2 separate regions of the Homo sapiens genome follow, and region 2 is linked to region 1. A link is a contact called in ENCODE Hi-C or POLR2A ChIA-PET data. All regions are on one chromosome and are shown on one strand. The core of a region is the stretch at or near the end of the contact, and the rest is flanking DNA. Distances in the headings are between cores, read along the strand shown. Region 1 holds the start of ZNF112 (zinc finger protein 112). Region 2 holds the start of ZNF229 (zinc finger protein 229).

Evidence for each region. A loop is a pair of places that touch in the nucleus more often than their neighbours do. ChIA-PET counts read pairs that join two places held with the same protein, here RNA polymerase II (POLR2A). Pooled maps may share reads with other maps.
Region 2: a loop to region 1 is called in a map of endothelial cell of umbilical vein, with 15 times the contacts of the local background. The contact joins the promoter of ZNF229 here to the promoter of ZNF112 in region 1. A Hi-C loop is called at or near these places in 1 of 168 maps with a recorded cell type or tissue (endothelial cell of umbilical vein), 1 of 37 single-sample maps with no recorded cell type and 5 of 50 pooled maps. POLR2A ChIA-PET finds 5 or more read pairs at or near these places in 1 of 52 experiments (activated naive CD8-positive, alpha-beta T cell).

The regions. Positions count from the first base shown.
Region 1 is chr19:44,354,629-44,360,325 of GRCh38, reverse strand. ZNF112 (zinc finger protein 112) reads left to right here and starts at 3,646. Exons shown (of 4, transcript NM_013380.4): 1 at 3,646-3,700. RefSeq lists an enhancer at 3,337-3,837.
Region 2 is chr19:44,446,050-44,451,746 of GRCh38, reverse strand. It overlaps ZNF229 (zinc finger protein 229), which reads left to right and starts at 3,275. Exons shown (of 6, transcript NM_014518.4): 1 at 3,275-3,438; 2 at 4,147-4,234.

The sequences.
Region 1 (5,697 bases), core at 2,397-4,896:
AAGTATATTTATGACGAGATAGACCTGTCATTTTCTTTTTCTTTCTTTTTTCTTTTCTTTTTTTTTTTCTTGAGATGGAGTCTCCTCTGTCACCCAGGCTGGAGTGCAGTGGCACGATCTCAGCTCACTGCAATCTCCATCTCCCAGGTTCAAGCGATTCTCCCACCTCAGCCTCCCAAATAACTGGGAATACAGGCACGTGCCACCATGCCCGGCTTTTTTTTTGTATTTTTAGTAGAAACGGGGTTTCACTGTGTTAGCCAGAATGGTCTGGATCTCCTGATCTCATGATCTGCTTGCCTTAGCCCCACAAAGTGCTGGGATTACAGGCATGAGCCACCGTGCCTGGCCAGACCTGTCATTTTCCATTCTAATGAAGCCTCTCACAAATTTTGTCAGTGTTATTACAGTGGCCTCATAAAGTTAGTTGGAAAGTGTTTCCTATTTTGTTATTCTCAGGAATAATTTTGAGATGAACATGGTTTCTTCTTTAAATATTTGGTAGAATTCACTGATGACACCAAATTTCAATGCCACAGTCTTTTATCTATGGATTACTTAAAAGTGGTTTGATTAATTTCTAAACAAGTTTGTAATTTAGGGTCCACTGAGAAGATAGAAACCTTATCAATTATTTGAAAAGAAAAATTAGCATATTGTAGAGTTGGTAGCTAGATTTCTGAAAGAGCAGAAAAAGAACTGTAGGCCACATGCAGTGGCTCACGCCTGTAATGCCAGCACTTTGGGAGGCTGAGGCGGGTGGATCACGAGGTCAGGAGTTCAACACCAGCCTGGCCAATGTGGTGAAACCCCATCTCTACTGATAATACAAAAATTAGCTGGGCGTGGTGGCGCATGCCTGTAATCCCAGCTACTCGGGAGGCTGGGGCAGGAGAATTGCTTGAAGCCGAGAGGCAGAGGTTGCAGTGAACCGAGATGGCACCACTGCACTTCAGCCCGGGGAACAGAGCGAGACTCTCAAAAAAAAAAAAAAAAAAAAAAAAAAAAAAGAACTCTAATATATGATGGAAGCAGCAACTGCAGGAAATAGCAACTGCAGCAAGCAGCAACCACCTGAGGTCTGAGGAAACAAAGTGAAGAGACCAGAATTACTAAAACTTAGAAGCTTGAAGGAAGGTCATGCTCACCTGAAACTCAGACCTCTGAGGAGAGGTCAATGTTGGGCTGGTTCTGCTGTCTCTGAGCTCAAAAGCAGGGCCCTGCAGTGTTAGGACTTAGACATCTAAGGATCAGTCTTTGGGAAGTTGTTTAATAATGTTTACAAAGAGCCATGATGAAATAGGTTATTCAAGTGTTAGAAAAACTGAAAATTAGGCAGTTGCTACAAGAAAAAGTACTGCTGGTTGGCAGGCACAGGATATAGTATATCTCCCTGCCCCCACCACCCCTATACGCTTCTGCTAATAATTGCCCAACACAGAACCAGATTGGGGGTGTGGAGGTCGGGAAAGATTGGCTGCAGATTCCCCCATTCCAGCCCCATAAAGCAGAGTGAAGAATGGTGGGTTTGGAGATGAGACAATATTTATTAAATGCACACATGAATCATTTAGTTGTATTTTTATTGATTTCTAGCCAAATTTCATTGTATTCAAAAGCATATTTAGTATTTCAGTATTTTGAAATCCCGTATCATTTTGCTAATTTGTGCAAATCTTATGTGCACTTGAAAAGATGCGAATTTTAGTTTTTGCTAGAATCTTTTGTTCCCCCAGCTTCATATAGGTGTCAAAAGTGCTGCAGAGCTTCTAGGCTTTTCAGATCCTAAACTAGACCATCATCCCCAGGAGAAAAGTAGCCCCAAATGCATGACTCTCCCAAGTGTTTCTGAATTTTGGCCCACCATTTCTCCATTATCTTGTCTTTTGATGCCTTTTGACATTTAAAAAGTTTGCTCATCTTTCCTCTGCCAGATGTTTGTTCCAAATCACTCATTTTATTATTACTGGAAGTGGAAGTACACAAAGTATTATTCTGTCCCTTTTATTTTTAAAATTTCCTTTCATTTTATAAAAAAAAATCCCCTATTATCAGATTGATCCTCTTTAATATGTAAACCGTATGTATTTTCAGAAACATTTCCTTGGAAAGGAGTTGTTAAATAAAGAATCAAATAGTCTCATCTCTTAATAGTGTCTTTTTTTTTTTCTTTTGAGACGGAGTCTCGCTCTGTTGCCCAGGCTGGAGTGCAGTGGTGCGATCTCGGCTCACTGCAAGCTCCGCCTCCCGGGTTCACGCCATTCTCCTGCCTCAGCCTCCCGAGTAGCTGGGACTACAGGTGCCCGCCACCACGCCCGGCTAATTTTTTGTATTTTTTGTAGAGACGGGGTTTCACCATGTTAGCCAGGATGGTCTCGATCTCCTGACCCCGTGAGCATTTTCACAGATTGGTCGTTATGTCTTTTTATTTTCCTCTTCCTTTTCTGGATTGAGTCAACCCATTCACCGTCCTCCCTGAATCATCCTGTCCTCCATAAGACAACTTACAATATTTGCTATATCAAGAGCAGGGTGAAAATAGGTGATAGATTTTTCTCAAAGAAGAAAAAAATTTCGAGGTTTTACAAGAGACTTATCCCTTCCCATAATAATAACATTTTGTCTGTATCAGTACAGCCCTTCTATTTGCCTTATGACTTGCATTTCATCATCAGTAGTTAAAGCAGAGGAAACGTGGGAACCATTTACTGTTTCTGCTTATGGCCTCATCAACGGTTGCATCTGTTTTTTTGTGGATTCTTGGCATCCACGTTCTTGTGGATCTTGCAACAAACACATTATGGTAGGTAGCAGCAGCACTATCAGTTTCAGACGCGTCCACACCAAAATGGAATAAAAAGGTAATCGAGTCAAAGAAAGGTTGAGATCCTGTATTCCTTAAATTCGGTGTCCAGTACAAATCAGCCCAATTTCCTTTAAGTACCTGCATTTTTAGCGCACACATCGCTTCCATTCTGTAATTCTTTTCTTTTTTCTTCCTGTATTGCAAGCTTCTCTGTTCTCTCCTTTATGGGATATTTTCTTGGTAAGTAGGTAGGTAGGTAGGTAAAGTCCGCTTTGGTTGAGTTTATTTGGGTTTGTGTCGCGTTTGAAGAAAAATAAATTCAAACTCTAGGGGGAAGGCAGTAGAACTGGACTAGCAGTATAAAATTGGATGGCTAACCAAAAGAGAATAGTGACTATACAAATACTGACTATCCAAACGAGAAAGAGACGACTTAAGGGAAAGTGCTACCCTGCAAGAAATTCCGGGAATTGTCCAGAAGATCCACAGGGTCAGAGACACACGCGCCAGGAAAGGCGCCTTTCATGCACGGTCCGCTGGGTAAAACAGAGAAATATATATACGAGCTCTCTGTCTTTGGAAGCATTTCGGTTCCAGGAAGGGGGAGTTAAGGAATTCCTTTGGGACCGGCACATGTGAAATATCATCCAGGCTCTCAGCTTGGCACCCGGTACTTGCGTCCTAGGCAGGCAGATAAGTGGAGAGTTTTTCTAGGAATTCTGGGAAATGTAGTTTGGGAGCCCCGTGTAGTCGGGTAACTTCCGCTCTAGGAGGCTGAGGCCGTCTCCCTGATCCCGTCGGGAATTCTGGGAAGCGTAGTCCAGGAGGTCTCGGTAGGCAGAGCCACTTCCGCCCCAGGTACGCTAGGCCGCGGCCTTCGTTCCTCCCAGAAAGGTGAGCGCTCCCCGCCCTGCTTCCTGCTCCTTCCGTCCATACTGATGTTCGTTTTGTTGGGGTCCAGTAGCAACCGGGCAGTAGCTCTAGGGGAGGATAATCCACTTGCGGCGAAGGGCGGGATTTGTGTTATCTTTGAATGAGCCTTCTCCAGTGTGGGGCAGCTGGCGCATCCCCACTTAGCGCCGGGGGTCCAAGATCCTACATCGCAGGGACTGGGGATCTCCTGGGTTCTGTACTTCCCCAGCCCTTTCCCCTGACCATCAACCAGCTCTGCCACTTCCTAGCAGTATAATAACAGGCGAGTATCTTAATCTCTCTGCCTATGTTTCTTTTTCTTTAAAATGGTACTAGTATCTATCTAATGGAGTTCTTTTGAGAGTTAAATAAAAAGACTTGGAACAGAGCCTGACAGGTGGTAGAAGATGGGTCTCTTGTTATTAGCACTTTTTAATTTTCTGAGAAGGACTCAGTTCCCTGAAAGCTTCTGTGAACCCAGGATGGGGTCAGAGCTCCAGCTGCAGAGTATCCCTGGCCCTTTTCTGATCACTGAGAGATTTTTCTTTAGGACAGGATCACTCCTGGCTGTCTGGGTAGTCCATTGTAATTCATGCAGGAGTTCTGATTTCCCCCATCCTCCTTTCCTTCTTTAGCCTTGACTTCTTGAAAAAGGCTGCAGGGAGAAGGAGGGAATGACCCTTTGGCACTTGGCAGCGGAGTCTCACCTGAGTAGTACTTATCATCCTTTCTTTTCAGGGAAGACGATATTTCCATCATTCACTGGCAAATTCTGCTCGAAGATGCGCTGATATTTGTTCAATAAATGCAGAAACGGATGAGGGAGTACTTGGGCATGAGTAATAAAGATAGTATTTAAACATTTAGTGCTGATCATTCTAAGAGTTTGATATGAATTAACATCTTTAATCCTCACAAGAGCCCTTTGAGCCTGGGTTGGGTACCACCATTCCCATTTTAAAGATAAGCAAACAGACATAGAGCATAGGTGGTTTATCTTTAGGTCACCCAGGTGGTAAGAGCCTGAGCTGGGATTTGAATTCAAATAGTTTCCATCCATTGCCTTAGTTCTTGATGTGTTTAGTATCAGCTTCAGAACACATATTTGGATTTTACTAGAGGACCGTGAAAGCAAGGTTAATAAGCTTTGAATTTTTGATTTTTTAAAATTATCTGTAATTTAATTTTATTTGAAATATTTATAGTTCATATTCTGATTATATAAATTATTGCATATTGTAAAAGATTAAGAAAGTATAGAAAGTGTAAAAGAAAAAAATTATGCTAACCACAAGATATAACAGTAACAATATTAATATTTCAATGTTTTCCTCTTCCAGTAGACTTCTTTTTGGATTTTCACCCATGTTTAACCAAATAGGCTTCATAGCTTTTATTTTTCCCTTAAGTTTTTACTATGGAAATTTGTAAGCATAGCCAAATGTAATATGACTAAAATAATTCTGTGGAAGCGTCACCCAGCTTCAACCTTTGTTAACATTTGCCAGTCTTGTATCAACTCCCTGTCCCTTTTTTTTTTGTTTCAGTATTTTAAAGCAAATCTCTAACATCGACTTAGTATAATATCGTTTGATTGATTGTCATAATTGCCAAACGTTGATGATCATAAATTGCTTATATCCAAGACTTTGAAAGGGAAATGCCAGCAGCTACTCTAAGGTTTTCATTCGTTGAAGCTTACAGAATGGTCCTTACTTGAGGAAGCTAGGGGATGCAAGAGAATTGTACCTTGGAGAAGGATGGTGATGAATTTTGTGTTCCAGTATAGAGTTTGCCTTGCCTAAGTCTTATAGCTCTTTGTTTCTTATTTCTCTTTATCTAAATCCATACACTGAAAGTTCTTCTATTTCTGGGACCATGTCATACTTTTCTCCATGTGCCCAGCACATCGTACAAGGTTGTTAAGGGTTTATGGTTAGAGTAGCTACTCAACAGACAGCTGGCATCAAGGATTTGCA
Region 2 (5,697 bases), core at 2,026-4,525, 92 kb before region 1:
ATGACTGTTTTCCCTGCGCTCGGTTTCTTCCATTCACAGGCCTTCTCATTGTCTCTCTTTCGGCCTCCATTTCAGACATTTCCTCATTCTCTTTCCCTGTGTCTGCCCCTGTCTCCACGTGGATGCCCTGGATAAGATTCACCCGTTTAAGGTGATGGATTTCTACTTCTTTGAATAATGCTGCTATGAACACTCCTGTACAATATTTAGTTTGGACAAATGTTTTCTCTTGGTTCATACCTAGGTGTGGAATTGCTGCATCATTTGGAGACTTCTATGATGTTTAACATGTTGAGGATCTTCCAGATTATTTTCCAATATGGCTGTAGATTTTGAAATTCCTACCAGCAGTGCCGGAATGTTACAGCTTCTTTACATGATCGTCAGCATTTTTTATTTTCTGTTTTTTTTTTGTGTGTGTGTGTGATTTAGTTTCACTCTTGTTGCCCAAGCTGGAGTGCGGTGGTGCGATCTCGGCTCACTGCAACCTCTGCCTCCCGAATAGCTGGGATTACGGATGCATGCTACCACACCCAGCTAATTTTTTGTATTTTTAGTAGAAAAGGGGCTTTACCATGTTAGCTAGACTGGTCTCGAACTCCAGACCTCAGGTGATCCGCCCACCTCAGCCTCCCAAAGTTCTGGGATGCAGGCGTGAGCCACTGTGCCCAGCCTATTTTCTGCTTTTCAATCCTGACCATTCTAGTGAGTGTGAAGTAGCACCATTGTTTTGACTTCCATTTCCCTAATGACTGAGGATGTGGAGAGTCATTTCATGTGTCTCTTGCCTATTTGTTTATTTTCGTTTAAGATATGTCTACGGAAATACCTTGCCTACTTAAAATTGGGTTATTTTTTCTTAACAATAACAAAACTGTTAGGGAGTCGGAAATTACAGCAGTTTCAAATTCAGTTGACACACGGTTTCTACAGTGTTTTGCAGTTTGTATGAGGTAGGATGAAGGCTGAATATTTACCTTGGGCCTTGGAATGGATTCATCTACCCACACTTTGTGCAGGTTGGCTCTTAGCTTCCAGGTCAAGACACCTTTTTAAAATAATTATTTTTATGTTTATTTTATTATTATTATTTTTTGAGATGGAGTCTTGCGCTGTCGCCCAGGCTAGAGTGCAGTGGTTTGATCTCGGCTCACTGCAAGCTCCTTCTCCCGGGTTCATACTATTCTCCTGCCTCAGCCTCCTGACTAGCTGTGACTACAGGCACCCCCCACCATGCCCGGCTAATTTTTTTTGTTTTCTTTTTTGTATTTTTAGTAGAGATGGGGTTTCACCGTGTTAGCCAGGATGGTCTCGATCTCCTGACCTCGTGATCTGCCTGCCTCGGCCTCCCAAAGTGCTCTGATTACAGGCATGAGCCACCGTGCCCGGCCAAGACACTTGATTGAATTGCTTAAGTGCTTCCCATGTGCCAGAGCCATGAAAGGTAAATAAAGAAAATAAAGAAAAAGAAGAGTCAATTATTTTGATGACTTAGAGATCTGACCATGGAGGCCATGTGAAAGGTGGTAACCAGCAATTTAAACCATGTGTTGCTGGATCCCAGAGTAATATAATTTATTGATTTCTCGGGGAAATGAGAATGTTCTGAGAGTGGTATTTAACATCCACTACACTCGCATGAAATTCTCCCAATCACAGACTGATCTGTTCATTGAATTATGATATAGAGTTCAAAAACACTCGATAGAGGAAATTATATTCAAGTTGTGTCTTAAATATGGAGTAAGATTTTAATAGTACAGGAAAGGATGGACTTACAGAGGGAAGAACAATAGCAGCAAATTCAGACATTTGTAAAACTGGAGGACACAGGATGGGAAGTAGGACTGTGTCTACCCAAGCAAAGAGGGGTGGGTTTGGAACCAAATATCTGAAGGGCTTGGATGCTTTGGAGTCAATTGGCAATTTTTTAGAATTTATCAAAACAATTCGATAATCTGTTTATAAGAGAGAGTTCTAGAACTTCTAGGATGAAATTTTTGAAACACAACAAGGAGGGAGAGATAAGGAAATGAGTTATCACTGTAACTGAAACCTTTCATCATGGCACAGAAAAAGCAATCTCTATCTTCAGAACACACTTGTATCCCAGAAAATATTTCATTATATATATAGTAATGTAGTAAGTGATTAGGATGCCGTTTAAATCAGAAAGGAAAGAATTAATATTTATGTAAATTTTGTTAAGAAAAGTAGACAATCCTTTGGTGAAACAGGAAACTCCATCTTCCTTTCATATCATACACTTAAATGAATCACGCGGTGATTCAAAAGAAAAATGAAAGAGCCTGAAATGAATATAGATATGCACTTATTGGGAATCAGGCTAAGGAATGTCTTTTTGGTCATACTGGAGAAAAAAAAGAAGCCACAAATGAAAAGACTGATATACCTTGTCAGATGAAGTTTTTTGTTTTTTTTTTTTTCTAAACTACTTTATAAATGTTGAAACTGGGGGAGCAATTCATCACTTAGAAGCGATATCATTCATACACAGAGAGTGTATGACAATAAAAGATGACAATGAAATGCAATCGGTAATAAGCATATTTACTCTGTCAAATTGGGAAAATAAGACAGGATATTTAGTCCATCAAATTGGGAAAATATTAAAGAAAGTGATTGTGTGTAGTTTTGATATCATAAAATTAGAAGTGTAAGTTCAATGCAGGACAAAGGGGTAACTTCCCTAAAAACTAAAGAATGCTAGGCAAGTATTGCAAATAATTTGTGTTTTTTTATTATCTCTATGTATCTCTACGTCTTTTGTGACATACAGAACTATCCACGATATATGACCTGTGGCAAGAAATGATTACAAAATATTATGATGCCATTTGGGAAATGGGATTCTTAAGAATTCATATTTACTCACATAAACCAGGGATTAAGTAAGAATTTTTTTTAAACCATTCTTTACATGTAATATGAACTACTTTTGAAATAAATATTTAGTTGGCTTTTACACCAGAAAATCAATAATGCTTTATATCCCTGGTGATGGGATGATGGGCTTGTTTGAGAATATAGTCAGGTTTGCTACAACGCGAATATGTTAGTACTGAGTAAAGACATTCTTTTCAACTCAGAAACACCTTGCATGCCGCCTCCCGCCGCCTCGCAGTGGGCGTGACTCGAGGTGGACGCGCATTTACGACACCATCGCCCCTAGGATCGGACTGCGCTGCGGAGGGTTCTGGGAAAGGTAGTCCCACACCTCGAGTCGACTACTTCCGTTTCCGGTGGGCGCGTCACCTTGATTGCTTCTTAGGCAGTGGTGAGGCGTCTTAGAGACGTGCATCTCCATGCGGTTGTACTGTCAGGCCATGGGAATTAGGATCGGCTCTATAGGACCAGTGTGAAGGGACAACGTGCGGCGGAGGGTCGAAGCCCACGGATTTCCATGAGCTCGGCCTGGTGAGGCAGGGGTGTAAGGAGGCGCACGTATCGAACATTCTGAGCGCCTGTGCGGGGTGGGCCCGGGTCGGCAGCCCTCGCAGTCCAGGCTTGGAAAAGCAGTTTGAGGCCAGCTCTGGCTTTGAGATGAGATCTGCAGTGCGGGAGACTCCACTGTGTCAGTTGCGGATCGATGACATGAATTTTCTCAGGGTAGCCGCCCACCCACTTGTGGAGTAATTTCAGAGTTTTCTGCGAAGTCATTTCTGTAAACAGGAAGTTGATTCCCTGTGTTCTAATTTTATCCTTTGAAATGTATTAAGCGCTGTGCAAGTCCTAGGAGTTGGTTTGCTGTATCGTTGCTGGCTCTGCTTTTTGTAGCCGCCTAAGCACACACAGGCAGAATTTCACTTGTAAGTGTCCCACAGCATGTGACAGTCAGCTCTGGATTAAAATCTTGAGATTTTGTCTTGATTCTCCTTGTCTCCTGAAAGGGGCAGTGAAAGTAGGCTTGTAGACGGTTTCTTTGGGCATCAGGAATGGCGTGTCCCTTGTACTCTGAGTCCTGTAGGAAGAGAGGTTCTTTTCCTCGGCTCCTGAAGCAAGTAGCGAGGGTAGATTACAGGAAGGGGTAGATTACATCCAGCTGGCACTGAGAGATTTCCCCCTGTGGCGTGGTGGGAATTGGGATTAAATCATGTTATCCTGCTGTTCATTTTTCTTTCACAGGCTTCCTTCTTGGAATTGTTCGTTTCTCGGAGATAATTGTATAAAAGAAGGAGAAATAACCCCACATCTCTTGACACTAGAGCTCCAGGTGAGTGAACTTTGGTTCTCTTTTGTGGCAATGCCAGGTCTCTTGGTGACCTCATTCTTCATCCCATTGATATCACAAATGTTCATTCAGACCCCTTAGCCACACCTGCCTTCCCCTAGAAATGGGGGAGGTTTGAGGAATTTCCCAGTGTCTTTATTTAGTGTATTCTCTTCTTGGCTCCTAGTAGTGTGTCACTGGGTCAGTAAAGGCTTACACTGTTTCAGCGCCATGCTGAAGAAACGCAGGGTAGAAATAATTAGAGTAACTGTGATGGTGTATATTAACTGAGTGCTTACTATATGCCAGGTATTATTTATCCATGGTGTCTAGGACAGTGCCAGGCTTGCCAATAAATATTTGAATAAATGAATGTATTTCTATTGAATTTTCTGAGCAAGTTTGTATGTTAGCTATTATCCCCATGTCACAGATGAGTTGCTAAGGTTTAAAAAGTTAAAAAAACTTAACAGGTAAGACCTGGCCAGGAGACCTTCTAAACAGAAACCAGGTCTTTGCGCTTATGCTTCCTTCTGGACTTGTCTCATCCCAGCTTTTTTCACAGCTGATTTATTTGTCAGGCAGCTCTTAGAGACTGTCCCTGACCACCTGATTTAATGTTGCTCTTTCCACAGCTGCCACATATGTTCACCTGATAGCACCTACATTCTTGTTGGAAAACAGGAATCTATCATGTTTGCTTTATTTTCTTCATAGCCCTTTTTGCAACCAAAGGTCACCTAATTTGTAGAGAGATTAACCCACCCGAAAGTAAGCACCATGAGAACAATTACCTTTTCCATCTTAATTTACTGCTGTATGTCTAGTGTTTATTCTCCTAAGATGTTGTTAGACACTGAATGTACATTTACTAAATGCATGAGTTCCTGTATTCCTAGGTTAATGCTGGGTTGGGTCAATGGTAATAGTATATTGATGATTTTCTGTGTACCACGTACTGGGCTTTGAAGTTTATTCACATAGGCATGTGTGTGTGAAAGAGAGAAAAACTTAAATTATTTTAGTTTTGCAAGTAAGGATTATCTTTATTTGACAGAAGTACAGACTCATTCAAAAGGTTAAGTCTCTCCTGTGGTGTTAATATAACTACAAAGTGGCTGAACCAGAATTCGAACCTAAACCTTTTGATAACTCCAGTTTTGAGAAACTAGAGCTGCAATTTTCAAAACCCTGCTTTCCCTTTTGCTATCTTATTATTTTATCATAACTTCATAATTTACCTGTTTTCCTCAGACTTCAACCTCAGAATCATATTTATTTCTCCTCCTCTTCATCCCTACATGGAATTATTCTTTTAGTTTTGTTATTTCTACCTCTGCAATTATCTCTTATTCCCATTACTTCTTTGTCCCACTGCCTTTGTACCAACTCTTTCTGTCACCCTCTTTCTCCCCCAATGTGAGCTCCATGCAGTCCAGAAATGTATCCTAAGCACATGGAACACA